Linked DNA regions of Homo sapiens: region 2 is linked to region 1. Evidence: chromatin loops called from intact Hi-C (ENCODE). Cell type or tissue: HepG2. All regions are shown on one strand. Each heading gives the region's core, and the rest is flanking DNA. Links, peaks and the distances in the headings are about the cores only.

Region 1 (8,000 bases), core at 1-8,000:
TTCCAAAAAACACCACGTTCTGAGGTCCTGGGTGTTGGGATTTCAACGTATGAATTTGGGGTGGGAGGGCACAATTCAACCCAAACATTACCTAATAAAGTTTTCAACAGTAAGTAAATGAGTTAACTCCTGGAAAGCATTTAAAACAGTGTCTGACATTCAGAAAGCTCTCAGTAAACGTTACATTATGCTGGGTATAAATAAAAAGCTCCCAGGACAGTGGACGGCATTGAGATTCCACCGGTTTGTATTAGTGTGGCCTCGCCAGTAATTTACATCTTCTATCTTTTTTGGTTGGTCAGGGCTTAAGCCATACCAGGTAAATATTTTGAATAATACTCCTAGCTAAAAGGTGCAAGGAGTAGATACTGTGGGTTCTGATTTTTCTTTCCCGTTCTCCAAGCTGTGTACACAGAACCATGCAAGTCGCCCCAACCAGGGAAAAACAACTGCCATTTCTTTTAAAGGGGAACCAATGAAGGTCTTGTCCTGATGAGCTCACAAAAGCAAACTTCTCCATGTCTGTCGCTCACTCAGTGGGCTGAAGCAGAGCCTTCACGCTAAGCTTTGGAGACAAAGCTTCTTAGAGAATGTGCAACGTGGGCTGATCCCAGGCTGCCCAAGGAGCAGCTGACGAGTGTAAAAGTGTTTGCTCACCGATTAGAATCAGTCCTTTAAAAAATAAATAAGGTATGTTGATCTTTTATGTGATGATTAAACAAATCAGATGGCCCAAAATGAATTCCAGGTAAAGAGGAATAAAATATCAGAAGGCAAGCTGCTGAAATTAGCAAGAGCTGAACTCGAAAAGCCCGACTTTCCAGGCACGGCTAGTTTCTTCCTAGCAAGTTCCTGACGGAGCTGGGTGGCTGCCCCAGGTGACTGCAGTAGCAGGAGATTAAGGAGACAGCACCTGCCTGACAAAAAAGGTTGCTGACACAATAGGCCAAAGTTAAATTGAGCTGCCAAGGGAAAATGATTGGGGATATGCAGTTAACAGTTGAGGGAGATACCAGAAGAATTTGTGTCCACAGAGAGATTTTGATGGGGCTGACTTTGCCGCTGACCGACTCACCTCAGAAGCATGGACTCCCTTACCTCCAAGTCCAAGGCAATGGGGCTCTCTCCCTCTTGCCTCTTGAATTCCTGCATCTCATTTCACTGGGTAAACAGGGAGGCTCCTGTGCTCCAGCAGGAAAACCCTGGACTGGGAAGCAGGATGTCTACTCTGATCCTGCTGCCCCAAAGCTATGCGGCTTCAGACAAGTGGTTTGACCTTTCTGGGCTCAGTTTCCTTGATTTTCACTATTATTTGAAGGGCTTGGGGTCATGGAAATCATGAACTCTTCACACTGAGAGGAATCTTCATAATCCATTTTGTAGATAAGGAACCTAAGGCTGAAGAGGTCAGGGGCTTGCACCCAGCCATAGAGCTAAATGAGGGGCAAAGAACCTAGAACTCTGGCGTCTTGACTCCCACCTGGGACACATTTTATCAGTAATAGTGAGCTCTCATCTGTTGATAGTGTTAGAATTCTCACATTTACTCCCCATAACAACCTTCTTCTTCTTTTTTTTTTTTTTAAACGGAGTTTCTCTCTGTCACCCAGGCTGGAGTGCAGTGGCGTGATCTCGGCTCACTACAACCTCTGCCTCCAGGGTTCAAGCTATTCTTCAGCCTCAGCCTCCCTAGTAGCTGGGAATACAGGCATGCACCATGAAGCCTGGTTAATTTTTGTATTTTTAGTAAAGATGGGGTTTCACCATGTTGGCCAGACTGGTCTCAAACTCCTGACCTCAAGTGGTCCACGTGCCTCAACCTCCCAAAGTGCTGGGATCACAGGTGTAAGCCACCATGCCTGACCAGCACCCTTCTGAAGTAGGCACTCTTATACCCATTTTACTGATCAGGAGACCGGCTTGCCCAGGATCCTGCAGCTACTGAATAGAGGGGCCAGAACTTTGCTGGTTTGGTGCGCTTCCTGGTACACACCAGCTGCCTCCAATCTCCCTTTGATAATCCTAGCCACATGCCACCGCGGGTGCTCTAGTGTAGGCTGGCACCAACCCCACCCAGCAAGAGCCAGGATCTGCTTCTTGAGGGCAGGCAGGTTTATCACACAGCGGGGTGCAGAAGAGTAGTATTCATCTTCCTAGTGTAACCACTTATAACTACTTTTCAGTGAATCAAATAGATTTTTAAGCAAGAACATTGTAAAAATCTGCTTAATCAAGGGTGGAGCAAAATGAGTTAGCCAGGGCCACCCTAGCTCAGATGGGGTGGTAGCTGCCTCTGCTCCACAATGAGGTATTTACACTTGCTCCCCACCCTCTCCTTTGCCCCATTATCTTTTAGTTAAAGGGCCAGGTGCACCAGAACACAGGTGCCTTGAGTAGCACCAGCACCTCTCAGGGTCATAGGGAAGAGCTGTTTCCTCTGGGTAAACTGAGGCCTCAATAAGGCATAAATGCCTTCTCTGGGTGAAGAAGATATGCCCTCTAAGATCTCTCCAGGGTGAATCTAGAATAAGTTGTAGTCTAGATGGCTTGGCAGCACTAGCCAGTGTGACAGTAAGTCTTGATGAACATCAGTCAGCGTCATGCTGAGGGACAACCTCGAGGAGAGGGAATGTGTACTTGTTACAACAGCACACCCAATAGAAATAGCATGTAAGCTACAAATGTAACTTTATATTTTCTAGCAAAAAAAAATTTTTTTAAAGAAACCAGTGCAATTCATTTTAATAGATCTTATTTGTTTCAATATATCCCAAATATTGTCCTTTCAATGTGTGATAATATAGTTATTAGTGAGATATTTTCCATTCCCTTTTTCATACAAAGTCTTTGATACTCAGTGTGTATTTCACTCTGACAGTGCACCTCAATGTGGTGCAATAGGCGAGGGTCTATGTGGTACATCCCGTGCCCAGTGTGCACTTAAAGGCTGTAGATCCATATATGGCGACTGTCTCCTAGATAGATGAGCCCAGCAAGGCTCAGTGGGTGTTTTGAGGTCCATGGTCTCTCAGGTCCCGTTCCACCCCGACATTCGACGAATCAGAGAACACTAATATGGTTGGGAACACTTTTATCTTGCTCCCCATAGTCTGAACAGAAAGAGACGCCACAGAATACAATCACGACTCTCTCCCTCCTACGGACTCCCTCCCCACAAGCAATCAATGGGCTGGTCTCAGACAAAGACACCTAGTCAAGGCTGGTGAAACCTGCTCTATTTCCTAGTAGGCCTCCACCTGTAATTCTCAGCAGTTTGTGTGTATAGATAGAATTCCTGCCTTCTACTAATGTGACTGTTCCTGCTCAGAGATCTAGAGTTAATTATTAGCAAATTCACAGTGAACCAGAGCTAGGTCTTGCTGTAAGGCTCCTGTGTTTTTTAGAAGTACGTTGCCATGGGGATTTTTGTCCCCACTGGGTTCCTCCTCAGGACCCCAGACAGATAGATACACAAACCCTGGGCCCATAATTTTAGTTAGAAAAGGCCCAAGCCTAGAACCTCAGGGAACTCATTTGGAAGCTTTTTTTTTTTAGGAAACTTACCTTTCCTATTTGACATCTCAATCAAACAGGTGTTTGGGGAGAATAAAAGCATACTACCTTAGAAGGGACTGGGGTCATCTGGCCAGACTTGTGGAATAAAGAGAATTTCATTCCTTGTATAAAATAACTCTAAATAATGGTAAGCTCTTAGGAGACTTGATCTACTGGCTACATATACCCACTATGAAATTAACACATTCTGGAATTTAGATGGAAGAATATGGAAATTGGTCCTTCTCAGTGTATGGACGAAGCATCAGAAATGAAGAGAAGGGCCAAGCCTAGAGAGCAAAACTAAAGACTCACTGGTCTGTGGGCTTCCTGCCCAAGGAGAGCTGAAAGCTAAAGGATGCTTCACAATGTCCTACAAGTTGTTTTTCTAAAGTCCTTCCAGCGGTTGAAACTGTGTTTATGCAAAACAAAACTTTCCTTTGTTGCTATAATCTAGAGGTGGACTTTGGCTTAAGTCATGCCAAAATATTATCATTCTAAACCAGTAACACCTATATTTGTTGAGCATTTACTATATGTGTGGCACTATGCTAAACTTAACTACCCCTTTTCCTCATGTGTAACAGTCAGGTGACTTCACAGCTGCCTTGTGGATACTTGTGTTATTTGAAAGATTGCATAAACACATGTAAAATGCTTAGAAGTCTACCACCTCATCTTACCTACAGCTTTGGTGAGTCCCTGCTTTGGCCAAGTAGAATCATTCCCTGTGAGGAGGGGAAGAGGATAAGAAACAGGCAGAGTTGACCTTACAGGTAGACACAACAGGCGAGGGTCCATGTGGTGCAATGGATCCCATGCACATGCCTGATTCAGTCATTCTAGTTGAGTAGGATTGTCTGGTTGGTTGTTATTATTTTGTTTTTTGTTTGTTTCTTTCTTTTGTTTTATAAGATGGAGTCTCACTCTGTCGCCTAGGCTGGAGTGCAGTGGCTCAATCTCGGCTCACTGCTGCAACCTCTTCCTCCCGGGATCAAGCAATTCTCCTGCCTCAGCCTACCGAGTAGCTGGGGCTACAGGGGCATGCCACCACACCTGGCTAATGTTTTGTATTTTAGTAGAAATGGGGTTTCACCGTGTTGCCCAGGCTGGTCTCAAACTCCTGAGCTCAGGCAATCCTCCCACCTCAGCCTCCCAGAGTGCTAGGATTACAGACGTGAGCCACCGTGCCTGGCCAGTTTTTATCTTGAAAGCTTAAGGGTCTCCCACTTAAATTCAAATACTCTTCTGAGGATAACCTTTTAATCAGCCAACTATCATGAATCTCAATTATCAGGAATTCCAGTTATTCCAATTATCAGGAATTCTTTATATCATCCCAGGAATCTAAAAGAGCAAGGTCTTATAGGTAAGGGCAAACTTTCTGATGCCTTGGAATTCAGACCCTAAGTAGAGATGGTCATTTGACATCTAGTCTGATCGACTGTAGAGTTACTTCTATACAAATAAATTCAAGTTATCACAGGGTTTCTTTCAGTTGGGGACAATACTTTGAAAACTTTTAGGCTCTGAATGAATAACTTGGCAAAAGAAAATGTTAGGGTCCTTCAAATACCATACTTGTTGTGGTTTTCTCACAGATACACCAGTCTATAACCCTGAGGTTTCAACACTCCACTCAGTTGTGGGCTTTTTATCTAAATCAAAACTATCACATGCCCACATGTGCATCTGCAGCCAACCACAAATGATCTAACAGGACCAGATTTCACTGGAGCTCTGTGACCCTTCTCCCAGTGTGAACTGAAGGGAAAAAAACCTGGAGCCTAAGGGACTCCCTTTTCCGTGTCCTGAAGACCACTGGCTTTGGTTAAGCCAATATGATGGGCTCATTGAGAGAGAGACTCAGGACCTCGGATCATGCCACACTCTCTGGCCCCAGAAGGCATACCACAGGCTGCCAGCTTTGTTGGAGAACCTGAGACTTAAGGCCAGGATATATCAAGAGCCCTGTACCCAGTTCTGTGATGTCTTAATACCTTTGACAAGAGACATTGGCAACTCACTGGGTGTCCATTGGGGGGCGACAAGGAAACAGACTGATGAAACCAGAGAATGTGACAACTAATTACATGTTGTTTCCTGTAGAAGAGAAATTCTCAGAGGAACGTGGTGACTGTCTGTTCTTTAATGGACTGTCATATGAAAGCAGGAGAAGGAGATTCTTCCTTACTCCAAATGACAAAACTAGGAGCAGTGAAATGAGCTTATAAGGTGGCCGGGTTTTTCTAGCAATTGGAGCTCTCTGCAGTGAGTGGACACTTGGCAGGGTAGTGCCTACTCCGCATTTGATGTGTTCACACCACGGCTAGAAGTAGGTGTCGCAACTTCCAGTTGAAGAGGGAATTCTTTTCCTTGGGTGGGAGAGGGGCTAGAGAACGTCTCAGGTTGTTGCTAACTATGAGCATGGTTTTATAATTGTTTAAAAGTGGGTAAACAAGAAGAGTGTGTTTATGGTGTCTGTATTCCACAAACTATTATTTCCCACATTAACTGTTTCATATATGGAAAATCTGAGAAACAGGAATGCTAACAAGGTTGCAGTATAATTTAAAAATACTTCTGAGAGATCATTGTATCCCAAAGGCAGTGCCCAGTGAGGTTAAGAGCGTGGTTTGTGGAATCTGAGCCCACAGGGGTTTAAATCCTGCCTCTGCCCTTCTTAGATTCTGTGAACTTGGACAGATTCCCTCACTTATTTAAGACTTCACTTTTCAGCCCTTGAGATCCCACCTGCTCAATTATCTAAATGAAATCTATCACTGTGGAAACAGCAAAGGCCTCCTGCTGTTGAGCAAAATGTTTTCCAGTCCTTTGTTTCTGTGTGAAATAAAGCAGCTCCATCCCAGTGCTAAATGATCAACTGCATATGACAGAATGAGCTTATTTCATGCTCCCAGTAAATACAAGACCATAGACTACTCTGGATGGTAGTTTAAGTTTAAGATGAAATTGCTTCTTCTGATTGCCTTCTTCTTTATTGCTTCTTTCTCTGTTGTTCCTTCCTTCTCTTGTTTATAACACTAACAGTCAAATCTATCTGTGTGGAAATCTATCTGCTATATAGAACGCTACATCACAATTTACAGAGGGGAAAATATTTTTGTCGGCAGTAACATTTCACTGGAAGAGGCACTATTTGGCCACCTAACTCTGGGATTTAGGCTCAGGTAGAATCAGTGCCTCAGTTTCTTTAGGTCAGCCATTATGAGTTGTTCCTTATTTGACCTAGCACATATATAGATGGTGGTTAAATTTAGCAAAATTCTCTTCACAAAGGTTTCATTTGTCTGGAAGACTCTAAGTACTGATCTGGTCAGAGTACCATCAAAGCCCCTTGTTTGTCATGAGACCGTGGACCAACATGTTAGTCTTTCTCATGTAAAAAAAAAAATCATCAACAAATGCAGTGGGAGTTGGTAGTCATGAGTTTGAGGTAGTACAATATCCTTAAAGTACACACTCAATCATGTGTGATAATTGGCCAACTCTACCTAACAACAGTTGAAGACCTCCAAACAGCTATCAGGACTACTGGAATCATGTCTCCAGAAGAACCTGGAGAAACATTCACATTTGTGTGGACCAAGGAGGAAAGCAACCCAGACGACTTCTACTTAGAAGCACAGGCACATAGAGCCTGTGTTATTGGCACAGGTATTTCTCTCCTAAGAGCCTTTTCTGCTTAAGAAGGCTTGAGGATCTATTCCCATTAATCATAAAAAAGGGATTTGCTGGGCTAAATTATTTTAGCCTCCTCTTTATGCCTTACTTCACAAAGAATTGCAGTTAATCTGTAAATGAGTTCTGATGTTATGAAAATTGGATATGGCAAATTGTGTTATTAAGTCTATTAAGGGATGAAGAAGGACTCTTCTAAAAGAATAACGTAGTCTGAGTGGCAGCTCTCACTTAATAGACATCTACCTAGAAATGTTTCTGAACTTAATGGACACATGATATAATTCAAAATTAATATAAGCACACAGCACCTCTCCCCATAACCTTATTGAAATTAAGGGTTCCAAATCATTCTTCTCTCCCTTTTACTTCACCTGCAACATGTGGCTCACCCTTCTTTAGACTAAGAGCTAAACTCTAATGCCTAGTTAATGTAAAACAATGCCAGGATTATTAAGCATGATTCTGATAAGTTTTAACCCCTAATGAGATTATCCTTGGTTAAATAAATTGAATGGCTAGTGGAATTCCAATGTAAAGTCAGCAGAGGTTAGCTGGTTGCTAGATATTTAACTATACATACCAGGAAGCTATGAGGACAAATTTCCATTTGCACAGAGCCTTGAGAATTGGCCATTTTAGGACTAAATGTGCTGCTCATTACTTTTACTCAAGGACATACTAATGACCAATATATGTTTAAATACCTACTATGTACAACTGCTTTCAAAAACACTTTCAAT
Region 2 (8,976 bases), core at 453-8,452, 52 kb before region 1:
CATCAGGATCTCAAAGAGATATTAACAATCCCATGTTCCTTGTGCATGATTCACAATAGCCGAGATATGGAAACAACCTAAATGTCCCTCAATGGATGAATAAAGAAAACGTGGCATATATATACAATGGAATACTGTTCGGCCTTGAAAAAAGAAAAAAGAAGAAGAAAATCCTGCCATATGTGACAATATGGATGAACCTGGAGGATTTTATGCTAAGTGAAATAAGCCAGTCACAGAAGGACAAATAATGCATGATCACATTTATATGAGGTTTTCTAAAATATTCAAACTCACAGGAGCTGAGAGTACAATGGTGATTGCCAGAGGCTGTTGGGACAAAAGAAAGGGGAATTTTGTTCAACAGGTAGAAAGTTTCAGTTATGAAAGATGAATAAGTTCTAGAGATCTGCTGTACAACATTGTGCCTATATTTAACAGTACTGTATTGTACACTTACAATTTTGTTAAGAGGGACGATCTCATGTTAAATGTTCTTATTACAATTAAAAAAAAACAAAGAATATTCACTACATATCAGAGACCTCATTGGAAATTTACCTGACAGTGTGTTCTCAGTCATATGATTCTTCAGTGTTACAATCTGGTAAGTGGAATTTGTGACATCAGCCTGCCCTTATATCTCCCCTAACAAGTTAGAGTTGGAGACGCCCATAAATTTGAGTCAGTTTCCCTGGGTGCCAATTGGAGACTTCAGGAAGAACATTCACTTTACAGTCACTTGGGGTTTAGGAACTCTGGCACTAGAGCAGCACTTCTCAAACTTTTACATACATGTAATCACCTGGAGTTCTTGTTAAAAATCAGATTCTGATCCAGTGACTCTGAGGTGGAGCCAGGTGTTGGTTCTCATTTCCAACAAACTCTCAGGTGGTGCTTCTGGATCCAGCTCTGGGTTGTGAAGCACTAGACCACTGGCCTTTGAACCCTTGTGTCCGTCAAGTGCTGGGCTAGCTGCATAAGAGTCTTCTGGGAAAACATATCAAATACAATTGCCTAGGCTCTTCTTCCCCAGGGACACATATTGAATAGGCCTGCAATGGGGCCTTGGAATTTGCATTTTAATGGCCACCTCATGTTATTCTGATGCACAGCTATGTTTGAGAATTATGGCTCTAAAGCAAAGCTCTCCAAGAAAGAAGTACATACCTAGGTATACAAGATGATCCAGTGAGTTGAAGTATGAAAATAATATAGTAGTTATTTGGGGTATTTTTTCTAAGAAAGAAACTAATCTTTACTGGTATTTAGATTGACAATAGTGCCTTCACTGAGTTCTCAAATTAGCTCAACACAAGTTCTGGAAACTACACAAGATAATCTCCAGAATCAAAAAGAGTTCAGCAAACACACAGGGGTTGCCATGGTACCTCCACTGCTTGATTGCCATTTATGTGCTACAGGTTTTCATCAATGCAGTTTATTTTATAAAAGCAAGACCTTTAGAATATGCAACTTGACAAAATAGGGAGTGAGTATGAAAATGTCTGGTACCACACAGAAGTTTCTTGTTTAATTCATGACGAAGTAGTAAAAAAGTTGTTGGATTTAAAAATGAGTTGTCCATTTCCTTTTACAAAACGATAATTGTTCCCAAAGTGTAAATCTCAAATGCATGATGCTGAGTGAAAGAATGCTACATACTGTACAATTCTACTTACATGGCAGCCTGGAAAAGGGAAACTATAAGGATAGAGAACAGATTAATGGTTGCCAGGGGACAGGGTAGGGACAGGGTTTGGCTACGCAGAAGCATGAGCGTATTTTGAGGGGCCGGGCTGCGGGGCGGTGGGGTGTGCGGGAGTAATGAAACCATTCTACACCTACATTGTGATGGTTATGTGACTTTTTGCATTTGTCAAAGCTCCTAGAGATATACACTAATGAGTATGAATTTTATAGCAAGTTACACCCTAAAAACATTCACTTAAAAAAAAGTAAGTTTTGCTGAACAAAAAGAAAATTTCTACCACCTTTCATGCAGTATATTTTTCAGCCATAATAGGTGTAAAACTAAAAACTGAAAATAAACTAAACTTAGAACCAGATCTGCATATCACTGTGTCTCAAAGTGTTAAGCCAACATCTTTTTTTTAAAAAAAAGCATACTTAATCACATTATTCTCATTAAAATTTTGATAATTAATAATTTCAGAACTAAATGGTTTATACCATTAAAAATAAAATTATTTATTTATTATTTTAAATAATTTTGACTTTTATTTTAGATTCGGGAGTACGTGTGCAGGTTTGTTACATGGATGTATTGCATGACACTGAGGTTTGGGGTATGAATGATCACGTCATCCAATGAGCGCAGTACCGAATAGGTAGTTTTCAGTCCTTGCCCCGCTCCTTCCCTTCCCTTCTAGAATTCCTCATTGTCTATTGTTCCTATCTTTACGTCCATGCATACTCAAAGTTTAGCTCCCACTTATAATAGAGAACATGAGGTATTTGGTTTTCTGTTCCTGCATTAATTTGCTTAGGATAATGGCCTCCAGCTGCATCCATCTTACTGCCAAGTACATGATTTGGGGTTTTTATGGCTGTGTAGTATTCCATGGTCAAATTTTTGTTTCATCTTATTTCATTCTTTTAAAATTTCTACTTTCATTCATTTATAATACAGTAGTACATATATATAATTTATGACTAAAAATACATATGTATTTGGAAAGGCATGCTAAAAATGATTTTACTGCTAAGATGATAAACAGAAAACTTTGGAGGTCACTTCTCTAGAAAATAACTCTTCAAAATTTAATGTACGTAGGAACTACCTAGGGATCTTGTTAAAATATAAAGTCTGATGCAGCAGGAAGTCTCTCACCAGATCAAATGCTGGCACCTTGATCTTGGACTTCCCAGTCTCCAGGACTGTGAGAAATAAATTTATGTTCTTTATAAATTAAAGAAAAAATACAAAGTCTGATTCACAAAGTAGGGATGGGGTCTGAGATCTTGCATTTCTAATAAGATTATGATTAATCTAATAAGTTGAAATCATTTGTTTTGGTTTAAACTAATTACCAAGTCAATTCATTCTAATACCTTCCGGGTTCACTCATAGACTAGGCCTAGGGTTAAAATGATAATTAGTATGATGCCAGTGCACCTGGCCCTAAGACTATACTTTGAATAGCAGGACTCAGACCACAGTAGCCCGAAGACATCTATGCAGCTATTATAGAGACTAACAACTGCTGCATTTGATTCAGCAGACTCAGTTTTCCCTCTTTGGGTTTGGGAGACATGAATTCTTATCAGTCAATAGGCCAGCTCTCTTAGCATCTTCCCATGGAGCAAATGATTCCCATTCCCATGCTCATAAAAGCTGATTTTACTTAGGTCACTGCTTATCCACCAGCGTGGGTTTCCTTAGAAGGAAGGACACATTGTCTAATAATAGCAGTGCCTTATATTTACACATGGTTTATAATTAACCAAATGTCAACTCATATCAGCCTCACAATGACCTTTGGAGGTAGAACAAAGCAGATGTATTATAAACCCATTTGCAAGTGCTACATGACAGAAGCAAGCACAGTGCTTTCTTTCAGAGTTGGAGTGATCAGGCAAAGCTTTAAGAAGAAAGTACCATGGAGTCTGAAGATCAAGAATGGGTAAGGTTTTTAGATGAAGGGTGGGAAATAACATTCCAAGAAGAGAGGATGGATTCAAACACACTGTAGATATGTATTGAGCTACTACTACTCTAAAGCCCAATGAAATCAGCAGGAGTAAAGATGTTCTAACTTTATTCTGTGGGAAGTAGATGCCATTAAAAATTTTTAATTCAGGGACTAATGTAATCAAGTTTACCATGAAAGCATTTGAGTTTGATGTAGGCAAGACTGGTGAAGATGAGTCCAGCCAGGGGGGCTATTGAAGAGGAAGAAGTAAAAAATGATGAAGGCACAAATTGAGGCAATAACAGTGGAAGGGACAAAAATATTTAAGGACTTCATTCCTTTTTTTTTTTTTATTATACTTTAAGTTTTAGGGTACATGTGCACATTGTGCAGGTTAGTTACATATGTATACATGTGCCATGCTGGTGCGCTGCACCCACTAACTCGTCATCTAGCATTAAGTATATCTCCCGATGCTATCCCTCCCCCCTCCCCCCACCCCACAACAGTCCCCAGAGTGTGATATTCCCCTTCCTGTGTCCATGTGATCTCATTGTTCAGTTCCCACCTATGAGTGAGAATATGCGGTGTTTGGTTTTTTGTTCTTGCGATAGTTTACTGAGAATGATGATTTCCAATTTCATCCATGTCCCTACAAAGGACATGAACTCATCATTTTTTATGGCTGCATAGTATTCCATGGTGTATATGTGCCACATTTTCTTAATCCAGAAGGACTTCATTCCTAATTGGATGTAGAGTGTAACAGAGAGAACACTGACAGTTGAAGCCATAAAAAAAAAATAATAAGCTTTTATATCTCAAGGCCCATAAACAAGTGCATGCCCTTTGACCTAGTTGGGCCTCACCTGGTGTTTTAGACAAAGGAAATTAATTCCCAAAGGCAACTTTTTTTTCTACACTTCCCATAAGTATGTTTATTACAGCATTATTTATAAGAGTAAAAATTTGGGAACAATCTAAATGTTCATAATATAGAATGATTACATAAATTATTGTGCAAAAAGATTATAATGATAAGATTACATTAAAAAATTGAAGGATACTTTTAAAAAGATATAAATAGATATATTTCCTGGATGGGAAGAATTAATGCCCTAACAATATCAATTTTTCTCAAATTAATATATAAATGTAATGTAATGCCAAAAAAAGATTTTGAATTGAACAAATTGACCCTAAAATTTTATGAAAAAATAAATATAGTGGACTTATCAAGACAATTTCAAAAGGAAAGTGACAGTGTGCTTTGCACTAACAGGTATTGTACTGTTTTTACAGTTACAGTAAACAAAAGTCTATATTTTTGGCATATAAATAGGCATCTCAAAGAAACAGAGTAGTGTCCCGAATTCATATAAATATATATCAAAATGTAACACATGATATGTGACACTAGAAATCAGTGGAGAAATTATGAATTTTTCTATAAGGGGTAAAATTAAAAATAAAATTCAGGAGAAAATTAACTGTCTACCTTATGTAATAGTTAAAGATCTATTAAAAAAAAAACAATTTAACAGAGTTAATTGCAAAGAAGCAATACAAAAAACCCAAAAGCTGTAACAGAAAATAATTGACAGATTTGAGTACATGAAAATTAAAAACTTTTGTGCAATGAAACAGTCCATAAACAATATCAAAGGAAGCCTGACAGGCACAAATGTTTGCTATACATTGAACAAAGTGTTAGTATGTTTAATAATAAAAGAGATGCCAAAAATTAATTTTAAAAAATATGGAGGCCAGGCACGGTGGCTCACGCCTGTAATCCCAGCACTTTGGGAGGCTGAGGTTGGTGGATCATGAGGTCAGGAGATTGAGACCATCCTGGCTAACACGGTGAAACCCCGTCTCTACTAAAAATACAAAAAATTAGCCGGGTGTGGTGGCAGGCGCCTGTAGTCCCAGCTACTCAGGAGGCTGAGGCAGGAGAATAGCGTGAACCTGGGAGGCAGAGCTTGCAGTGAGCCGAGATTGCACCACTGCACTCCAGCCTGGGCAACAGTGCAAGATTCCATCTGAGAAAAAAAATATATATATATACGGGCCAGGTGTGGTGGCTCACAACTGTAATCCCAGCACTTTGGGAGGCCGAGGTGGGCGAATCAGGAGGTCAGGAGTTCAAGACCAGCCAGGCCAACATGTGAAACCCTGTCTCTATTAAAAACAGAAAGAAATGCTGGTCGTGGTGGTGGGCACCTGTAATCCCAGCTGCTCAGGAGGCTGAGGCAGGAAAATTGCTTGAACCTGGAAAGTGGAGATTGCAGTGAACCGAGATCATGCCACTGCACTCCAGCCCAGGTGACAGTGCAAGACTCCATCTCAAAAGAAAAACAGGCATAAGATTGAACAGCCACAACATAAGAGAAAAAGTCAAAATATAATAAGCACATGAACTCAACCTTGAAGGCAATCAGAACACTGTGAATTAGAACAACAATGAGCTATCATATTTTGCTTATCAGACTAGCAAGATAAGATTGATAAAGTCCAGTGCTAGCAAAAATGTGAGTAAACATCCTTGGTAAGAGTGGACACTGAAACATTTGTGGATAAAAATTGGAGGTATATATGAAAATTTAAAATGTTCCTACCCTGTGGCTCAGTAATCTCATTTCTAGGGCTTTCTCCAACAACATATTTGGAGAGCAATTTGGTAGCTATCAAAATTTTAATGTTCATTCTCTTTGAGCCAACCAAGTCATTTATTTTTTATTTTATTTATTTATTTATTTATCTATTTATTTTTTTGAGACACAGTCTCAATCTGTTGCCCATGCTGGAGTGCCATGGCACTATCTCGGCTCCCTGCAACCTCTGCCTCCCAGGTTCAAGCGATCCTCTGGCCTCAGCCTCCCTAGCAGCTGGGACTACAGGCGTGCACCACCACTCCTGGCTAATTTTTGTATTTTTAGTAGAGAGAGGGTTTCACCATGTTGGGCAAGCTGGTGTGGAACTCCTGACCTCAGGTGATCTGCCTGCCTTGGCCTTCCAAAGTGTTGGGATTACAGGCAGACGCGAGCCAACCTGCCTGCCAATCAGGCCATTCTAAGTATCTATCCTAAAGTCCATGCAAAGACAATCCTAGCAGCACTTCTTAAAATAAAAAGCTGGAATTACTAAAGACCTAACAATGGAAGAATGGTAGAATATATTACAAACTATGTAACCATTAAAAAAAAATGGAGTAAATCTATACATAGTTACCTGGAATATGTGATTTCATTAAGTTTAAAAAAGAAAAGTCACAGAAATTATTGCATTTTGAATTTTTAAAATATTTGCATGTGCATACAGAGACATGACTATATACACATGTAAAAAAGGAGGCAACCACCAATACGTCAATGGTGGTTACCTCTGAGACAGGATTAGATGAAGGAAGGAGGATGTGTGATTTGGAAGTACTATATTTTACTGTATAGATAAAGATGTAGATTTCTTTTTAACAGTGCTAGGATTTGGGGTAGTTTTTTAATCTTTGGATATTTTTAGCAGTTTTCTATTTTTTTTCTAAAGAAAGAAACATAGTTCTCCCACATATGGACATGCCATTCTTCTGAGGATGCTTAAGTTGACCCCAGGAGGAGCCCTAGCTGCTGTTCCCCATTAGAGGCCCCTTTTCAGCAGGAAGTAGCCAGAAAGAGTCCTTGCCCAAAACCCCCTAACAGCAGTTAGTGTGATATCGCCACAGGGAGGAATGTGGCATGAGTTATCAAGAAATTATTTTAGGCAGATAGAGAGTAAAAGGGGTCCTTGGGAAGTTTTCATTTTTTAAAGTATCTCCAGAAAAGTTTCTTGTAAAACCCCGGCTTTTAGAGCCAGGCGGGCAACCTTTGATATGCAAACCTAGGCCATTAGAAACTGGGTTCACCCAAACATGCCGATTCCAGGGACCTTCTTGCCCTTGCCCCACATGTTCCTGGCAACATGGCCGCCCCCACATATCCCTATTTGTGTAGAACATCATGGCGCCCCGCATTTGCATATTAAAAGGCTAGAGTGGGAGGGCCAGCTCTTTCATGGGCTACGTGAATTACGTGCCTAGTCAAACCAATCCCCTGAGCCCTAGGCAAATCAAACACCGCCTCCTCCAGCCTCTGCTTATATACCTGGCTGGTATCCGCAGCAAGTGGGGACTTACTCTTTTGGCTTTGGAGCGCCCCCCTCCCTCTGTCTCTGTACAGGGAAGCTTCTTCTTTCTTCCTTCTCCCTTTCCTTCTTGACCCTTCTTGCCTATTAACCTCTCCACTCCTTAAAACCAAAAAAAAAAAAAAAAAAAAAGAAATGTGGTTCTCAAAGAAGACAAATGAAGTAGCAATGATAAAACTCCTTCCCTATTTGAGAAGGAGGAGAGAGAAAAGGAGCCACGGCAGAAACCAACAGAGGAATGCCACAGACAGAGGGGAGGCTCCCGCCAGAGGATGGCAGAGGCCTGGAAGCCAAGGCGTGAGAACTTCAAGAGGAGGAAGTGAACCGAAGCCCAGTGCTGCAGAGAGGCCTGGAGGGCCCTCCCAGAGAGCAGCCAGTGAGTGGTAGTGATGAAAGCCAGGTGCAAAGAATTCAAGGGAGCCATTTTCCACCCTGCCTGTGCATTTTTGTAAAAACAGAGAAGTCAGAGCCCCATTCTAAACCTCCTGCATTAGAAGCTCTGCAAGTGACACCCAGACACAGTACATTTTAAACACTCAGGTGATTCTTGTTCACAGCCAAGGTTGAGAACCAGTGAGTTAAGGCACTGAGAGGGAAGTAAGTAAGGAAAGCTGGTGTGCGTAAGTCATTCTTTCACTAAGATTGGCAGGTAAAGAAATGAGTGAATTAAACTGTAAAGCCATCAAAAGGGTCAAAGAAGATGTAGAAGTTGTAGGTTGAGATAAAGAAGCCTATGGGGCAGAAAAGATTAAATATGCAAGAAAGGTAGAGGAAAGGGGAAGGAAAGAAAGGAACTTGATGTTTCTAGACTTTGTTAGATGGCACACATTTTACATATGCCATCACCATTATTATTCATTTGACTGGATTTTTGAGGCACATGCTACTGTGTCCAATTTACAGTGAGAAACCAAGAATAGCAAGGACCTAACCCAGTGCCAGTGCTGGGCTCTTCCTCTGCATCAGGCTGAGAAGCAAGGTCTTGGAGGAAGTAAACGGATATGGAGTCCAGGACTCAGGTAGGGAGTCAGCTTGCAAAGGACGAACACGTCCGCTAAGACAGAGATGCAGAAATGAACTAGAGGAGGACATCAGTAAAGAAGCTGTGAAGCTGGAGCACATCAGTGCATAGAGAGAAGGAGAT

What was found. Peaks named below come from ENCODE experiments on the same cell type or tissue, not always from the same donor. Only the 100,000 strongest peaks of a DNase experiment are listed, where the experiment ranks them.
Region 2: a loop joins it to region 1, with 9 times the contacts of the local background. A loop is called at or near these places in 2 of 110 quality-filtered maps.

What each region holds. Positions count from the first base shown.
Region 1 is chr5:35,180,984-35,188,983 of GRCh38, reverse strand. All of the region lies in intron 1 of PRLR (prolactin receptor), which reads left to right. Among named protein-coding and RNA genes, the nearest start is that of PRLR, 46 kb to the left of the region's middle. In HepG2, for the core only: a CTCF peak has its summit at 5,591; DNase peaks (open chromatin) are centred at 3,283 and 5,593.
Region 2 is chr5:35,232,498-35,241,473 of GRCh38, reverse strand. No RefSeq gene overlaps it. Among named protein-coding and RNA genes, the nearest start is that of PRLR, 6.5 kb to the right of the region's middle. In HepG2, for the core only: no CTCF peak of the experiment used is centred there; a DNase peak (open chromatin) is centred at 3,503.